Regions from separate parts of the Homo sapiens genome. Here region 1 is linked to region 2. The links are chromatin loops, found by intact Hi-C in ENCODE. Cell type or tissue: OCI-LY7. All regions are shown on one strand. Links, peaks and the distances in the headings refer to the core of each region. The heading gives the core; the rest is flanking DNA.

The links. Hi-C counts contacts between places; a loop is a spot of excess contacts. Peaks named below come from ENCODE experiments on the same cell type or tissue, not always from the same donor. Only the 100,000 strongest peaks of a DNase experiment are listed, where the experiment ranks them.
Region 1: a loop joins it to region 2, with 5 times the contacts of the local background. A loop is called at or near these places in 4 of 110 quality-filtered maps.

Annotation. Positions count from the first base shown.
Region 1 is chr11:59,134,882-59,137,801 of GRCh38, reverse strand. FAM111A-DT (FAM111A divergent transcript) reads left to right here. Exons shown (of 4, transcript NR_110184.1): 3 at 1,521-1,745; 4 at 2,214-2,920. Among named protein-coding and RNA genes, the nearest start is that of FAM111A-DT, 6.5 kb to the left of the region's middle. In OCI-LY7, for the core only: a CTCF peak has its summit at 1,707 (motif pointing right); a DNase peak (open chromatin) is centred at 1,741.
Region 2 is chr11:58,848,996-58,851,915 of GRCh38, reverse strand. It overlaps a transcript of GLYATL2 not described here. Among named protein-coding and RNA genes, the nearest start is that of GLYATL2, 5.8 kb to the right of the region's middle. In OCI-LY7, for the core only: a CTCF peak has its summit at 1,316 (motif pointing left); DNase peaks (open chromatin) are centred at 1,015 and 1,285.

The sequences.
Region 1 (2,920 bases), core at 252-2,751, 290 kb before region 2:
GCCATTGTTACTTCTCTTACTACTACCATGTTACTCTGTTTTGATGGTCTAGATGATTGTGCATGATTTTTAGGTTTTGGATAAATATTACCAAATTACTCAACTACTAGCAGGAAAAGGTGATGTTCACTTCAATTTGAGGTCAAAAGTGTTGTGAGATCGGGATTCCTAGGATCCAGATCATAGACTCCAGCTCAGTCAAAGACCTGGAAGGCAAAGAACCTCTATGAGAGTAATGCCTTCATAAGGAGCCTTCGTTTGGACTCTTAAGGGGGTGTCGGCCCCATCAAAACTCCAGAGGCTGCTAGCCTTCCTCCTTCCAGAAAAGGGAATAACCACCGCGCCCATCCTAGCTGTGGCCCGAGGTTCGAGCGCCCAGGGCCGCAGGGACTAGTAGGGGCACGCGGTCTGCAGTGGCCTCCATCTTCCTGGTACCTCAGGAGGAAGAAACCCGCCCCGCTTTCCTCCAGACCTCACCGCCCGAATGACCCTCCAAGACCCTCTCAAGGCGCCCGCTGTGCTCCTTAATTCGGAGGCAGCCCCTCCACACCTGTGGGTAATTCTCATCAGGTGGGAGGAGGGACTGAGAAAAGAAATAAGACACAGAGACAAAGTATAGAGAAAGAAAAGTGGGCCCAGGGGACCGGCCCTCAGCATACAGAGGACCCGCACCTGCACCATTCTCTGAGTTCCCTCATTATTTATTGATTACCATTTTCACTATCTCAGCAAGATGAATGCGGTAGGAGGGCAGGGTCATAGTGAGGAGAAGGTCAACAAGAAAACGTGAGCAAAGGAATCTGTGTCACAAATAAGTTCAAGGGAAGGTACTATGCCTGGATGTGCACATAGTCCAGATTTATGTTTCTCTCCACCCAAACATCTCAGTGGAGTAAAGAATAATAAAGCAGCATTGCTGCCAACATGTCTTGCCTCCCACCACAGGGCGGTTTTTCTCCTATCTCAGAATTGAACAAATGTACAATCGAGTATTATACCGAGACATTCAGTTCCCGGGGCAGGCAGGAGACAGTGGCCTTCCTCTTATCTCAACTGCAAGAGCCTTTCCTCTTTTACTAATCCTCCTCAGCACAGATACTTCAGGGTGTCGGGCTGGGGGATGGTCAGGTCTTTCCCATCCCATGAGACCATATTTCAGACTATCACATGGGGAGAAACCTTGAACCATACCCAGCTTTCCAGGGCAGAGGTCCCTGCGGCTTTCCACAGTGCATTGTGCCCCTGGTCTATAGAGACTGGCGATGAATTTTACCAAGCATACTGCCTGTAAACATTTTGTTAACAAGGCACATCCTCCACAGCCCTAGAGCCGTTAAACCTTGATTCCATACAACACATGTTTCTGTGAGCTCAAGGTTGGGGCAAAGTTACAGATTAACAGCATCTCAGGGCAAAGCAATTGTTCAGGGTACAGGTCAAAATGGAGTTTCTTATGTCTTCCTTTCTACATAGACACAGTAACAGTCTGATCGCTCTTTCTTTTCCCTACAACCTCACAGCCCAAATGACCCTCCAAGACCCTCTGGAGGCACCCGCAGTGCTCCTTAATTTGCAGCTCTACAGAATGAGACCAGCGTGGCAGCCCCCTTTCAGGACAGCTCCCGAGACGAGACGCGAGAGCAGCCCCTAAATCTCACCCAGCAAAGCCGTTTCTTCCTAACCGGGCTGGGGAGTGCCGCGCGCTGCCAGCAGATGGCGACAGAGGATTAGCCTGCGGAAACCGGGTAAGGGGAGGGCGGAGCTGAGGTGAGAACCCACATCCCTCATGCCCAGTGGCAGCAGGACGTGGAAATGGTTTGCCCAGCCCTCACTTCTCTTGGACAGAGCTTGAGCCTTCTGGGAAACTGCTTTTCCCTGGCTGAGTGATTAGCGGGGGTGTTAAGTTGGGAAGCTGGACGTTCACTTCCATGTGCTCCTCTGAGAACCATCTGTTGGTCTGATGGTGCTAGATCTGAAGCTGGTGAGCCTCTTGGGGCGGCCTCAAGGGCTAACAAGATCTCAAATGCCCTTCTCTCCATCATTTGTGGTATCCTGGATTATTGTGAAAATGTATAGGGATTCCTGGGGAAGAGTTAAGGATTAAAATATAAAGGTTTAAATATAAATAACTTTATATATATATGTTTTTTCTTGTAAACCAATATGTTATATAGTAGGAAGTTTAATTCCTTAACTTTGGTTTTTCTCCCTAGCCTTTTTATAGCCAACAAGAGCAAAAGCACACTGCAATGTCCAAACGAATTGCAGGCGTTTTCTGCTCCCTGAAGCCTGGGAATTAATTTATATACTCAGTCCCTTTTCCCTTGGCTGGCCATTGAAGTAGTTGAACCACAGGATTGGACTGTCCAGAATCATTAGCCAGAGTTCACTGTGAGTGGACGTCTTTTAGTTCTGCTTCAACGCTATAACCAACCTTTACCAAAAGCAACAACAAAACAAAAAACTGCAGAAACCAATGAGTTCTGTTCACAAAGGATGGCTCCTCATGTCATCACACCGGCAAGGAATGGACGAGCCTCTGATTTTTCTCTTCTTGGCTGACTTTACAAGGTTGGATGCAGTCCATGAGGATCATGCAGCAAAGACAGAAAGTGCTGGAGAAGCCCAACCTGCAGGGCCTCACCTTTAGCTGGTTTGTGTGGTTCCACTTCATGTAGCTGTTGGAACACCAGTCTCTCTAATGTGCTCTATGGGATAGCTGTTACCTTCCACTAATTTATGTCTAATACCTATAAACCTAAAGTATCTTTTTAAAAATTTTATTCCGTCTTTTTGGAGGAAATTTTTGTGCATGCCAGATATAGTGTCAAGCATTGGGATTGCTAAGATGAACGTAACATTGTCCTCACCACCCATTAAGTCACAATCTAGTAGATGAGTAAAAGTAAAAAAAAAAATT
Region 2 (2,920 bases), core at 198-2,697:
TTCTCGTCTCAGTAGGCTATCATGCTAGCTCAGGTGGCAATCATCCCTTGTGTGTATCCCACTAACAGACATCTTCCTCCCAACCATGTTTTTCCAGTCCTAACTTTCCAGTGGCTTGCCATCTCCCCTGTGATGATTTAGAAACTCTTTAACATTACTTATGAATCTTTTCCCACATGTCACCCACCTATTTCTGTAGTTCTACAGAAGTGAGGAAGATACACCCAGGAACCATATAATAGTAATCATGTCTCTCAGATGTCTGGAGTTTCTGGCAGTGTCCAAATATTATGTAATACAATTCTTTGGAAGAAGGCCAACTCAATTGTCTATCTTTTTTGTTTTTTTAATTCTTTTTAATATTTAATTTTTGTGGGTACAGAGTATGTGCATATACTGATGCAAAAATCCTCAACAAAATACTAGCAAACCAAATTCAACAATAACATTAGAAAGATTATTCATCATGACCAACTGGGATGTATCCCTAGGATGCAAGGATAGTTCAAAATATGCAAATCAACCAGTGCGATACACCATATCAACAGAATGAAAGATAAAATCCATATAATCATCTCAATGGATGCTAAAAAGGGTAGTGGCCAGCCCCACAGGGTCTGTGCGTTTTTCTCCACATGTGCAGAGATGAGAGATCATAGAAATAAAGACACAAGACAAAGAGATAAAAGAAAAGACAACTGGGCCCGGGGGACCACTACCACCAAGATGCGGAGACCAGTAGTGGCCCCGAATGCCTGGCTGCACTGTTATTTATTGGATACAAGGCAAAAGGGGCAGGGTAAAGAGTGTGAGTCATCTCCAATGATTGATAAGGTCACGTGAGTCACGTGTCCACCAGACAGGGGGCCCTTCCCTGTTTGGCAGCCAAGGCAGAGAGAGTACAGCTTATGCCATTATTTATTCTATGCTCTTTTCAGAAAGATCAAAGACTTTAATACTTTCACTAATTTTGCTACTGCTATCTAGAGGGCAGAGCCAGGTGCCCAGAGTAGAACATGAAAGTGAAACAGGAGCATGACCGCTGAAGCACAGCATCACAGGGAGATGGTTAGGCCTCCAGATAACTGTGGGTGGGCCTGACTGATGTCAGGCCCTCCACAAGAGTGGTGGAGCAGAGTCTTCTCTAAACTCCCCTGGGGAAAGGGAGACTCCCTTTCCTGGTCTGCTAAGTAGCAGGTGCTTTTCCTTGGCACTGATGCTACCGCTAGACCATGTCCACTTGGTAATGGGCATCTTCCCAGATGCTGGCATTACTGCTAGACCAAGGAGCCATCTAGTGGCCCTGTCTGGGCATGACAGAGGGCTCACACTCTCGTCTTCTGGTCACTTCTCACCATGCCCCTTCAGCTCCTATCTCTGTATGGCCTGGTTTTTCCTGGGTTATGATTGTAGAGTGAAGATTATTATAATATTGGAATAAAGAGTAATTGCTACAAATTAATGATTAATGATATTCATATATAATCATATCTATGATCTATATCTAGTATAACTCTTGTTATTTTATATATTTATCACACTGGAACAGCTCGTGCCCTCGGTCTCTTGCCTCAGGTGGCTTACCGCCCACAAAAAAGCATTTGATAAGATTCAACATCCCTTCATAATAAAACCTCTGAACAAACTGGGAATAGAAGAAACATGCCTCAACAGGTTAAAAGCTATATATGACAGACCTACAGCTAGTATCACACTGAATGGGGAAAAGCTGAAAGCCTTTTTTCCAATAGCTGGAACACAACAAAGATGCCCACTTTTACCAGGGTTTGCTAGTATTTTGATGAGGATTTTTGCATCAATATTCATCAGAAATATTGGACTGTAGTTTTCTGTGTTTTGATGTGTCTTCGGTTTTGGTATCAGGATAATATTTGCCTCATAGAATGAGTTTGGAAGTATTCCCTTCTCTATTTTTTTCACTTTTCCTGTTTTTCTATTGGAATTGTTTATCTTTTTTTAATTATACTTTAAGTTCTGGGATACATGTGCTGAACGTGCAGCTTTGTTCCATAGGTATAAGCGAGCTATGGTAGTTTGCTGCACCCATCAACCTGTCATCTACATTAGGTATTTCTCCTAATACTATCCCTCTCCCAGGCCCCCACCTACCAGCAGGCTCCAGTGTATGATGTTCCCCTCCCTTTGTCCATGTGTTCTCATTGTTCAACTCCCACTTATAAGTGAGAACATGCGGTGTTTGGTTTTCTGTTCTTGTGTTAGTTTGCTGCCTTCTCCTGCATTTTTCAGAACAGTTTGAGTAGGATTGATATTCTTCTTTAAATGTTTGGTAGAATTCAGCAGTGAAGCTGTCAGATCCTGGGCTTTTCTTTACTGAGAGACTTTAGTATAGCTTCAGTCTTGTGTCTTGCTATTGGTCTGTTCAGGTTTTGGATTTTGACCTCGTTCAATCTTGGTGGATCATATGTGTCTAGAAATTTGTCATTTTTTTTAGGTTTTCCAATTTATTGATATATAGGCCAGGTGTGGTGGCTCATGCCTGTAATCCTAGCACTTTGGGAGGCCAAGGTAGGTGGATTGCTTGAGCTCAGGTGTTTCTATTTAGGATAAAAGTAGTTTATACACCACAGTTAACAGCGTTATAATATTCTGTCTGTTCGTGTGTACTTATTATTACCTGTGAGTTTTAAAACTTCTGGTGATTATTTATTGCTCACTAATGTTCCTTTCTTTCTCAATGTTCTGTTCTTTCTTTAGCATTTCTTGTAGGAAAGGTCTGATATTGATGAAATCCCTCAGCTCTTGTCTGGGAAAGTATTCTTCCTTCATTTTTGAAGAATATTTTTGTGAGATAATATTCTAGGGTAAAAGGTATTTTTCCTTCAGCACTTTAAGTGTGTCATGCCACTGTCTCCTAGGTTTCCACTGAAAAATCTGCTGT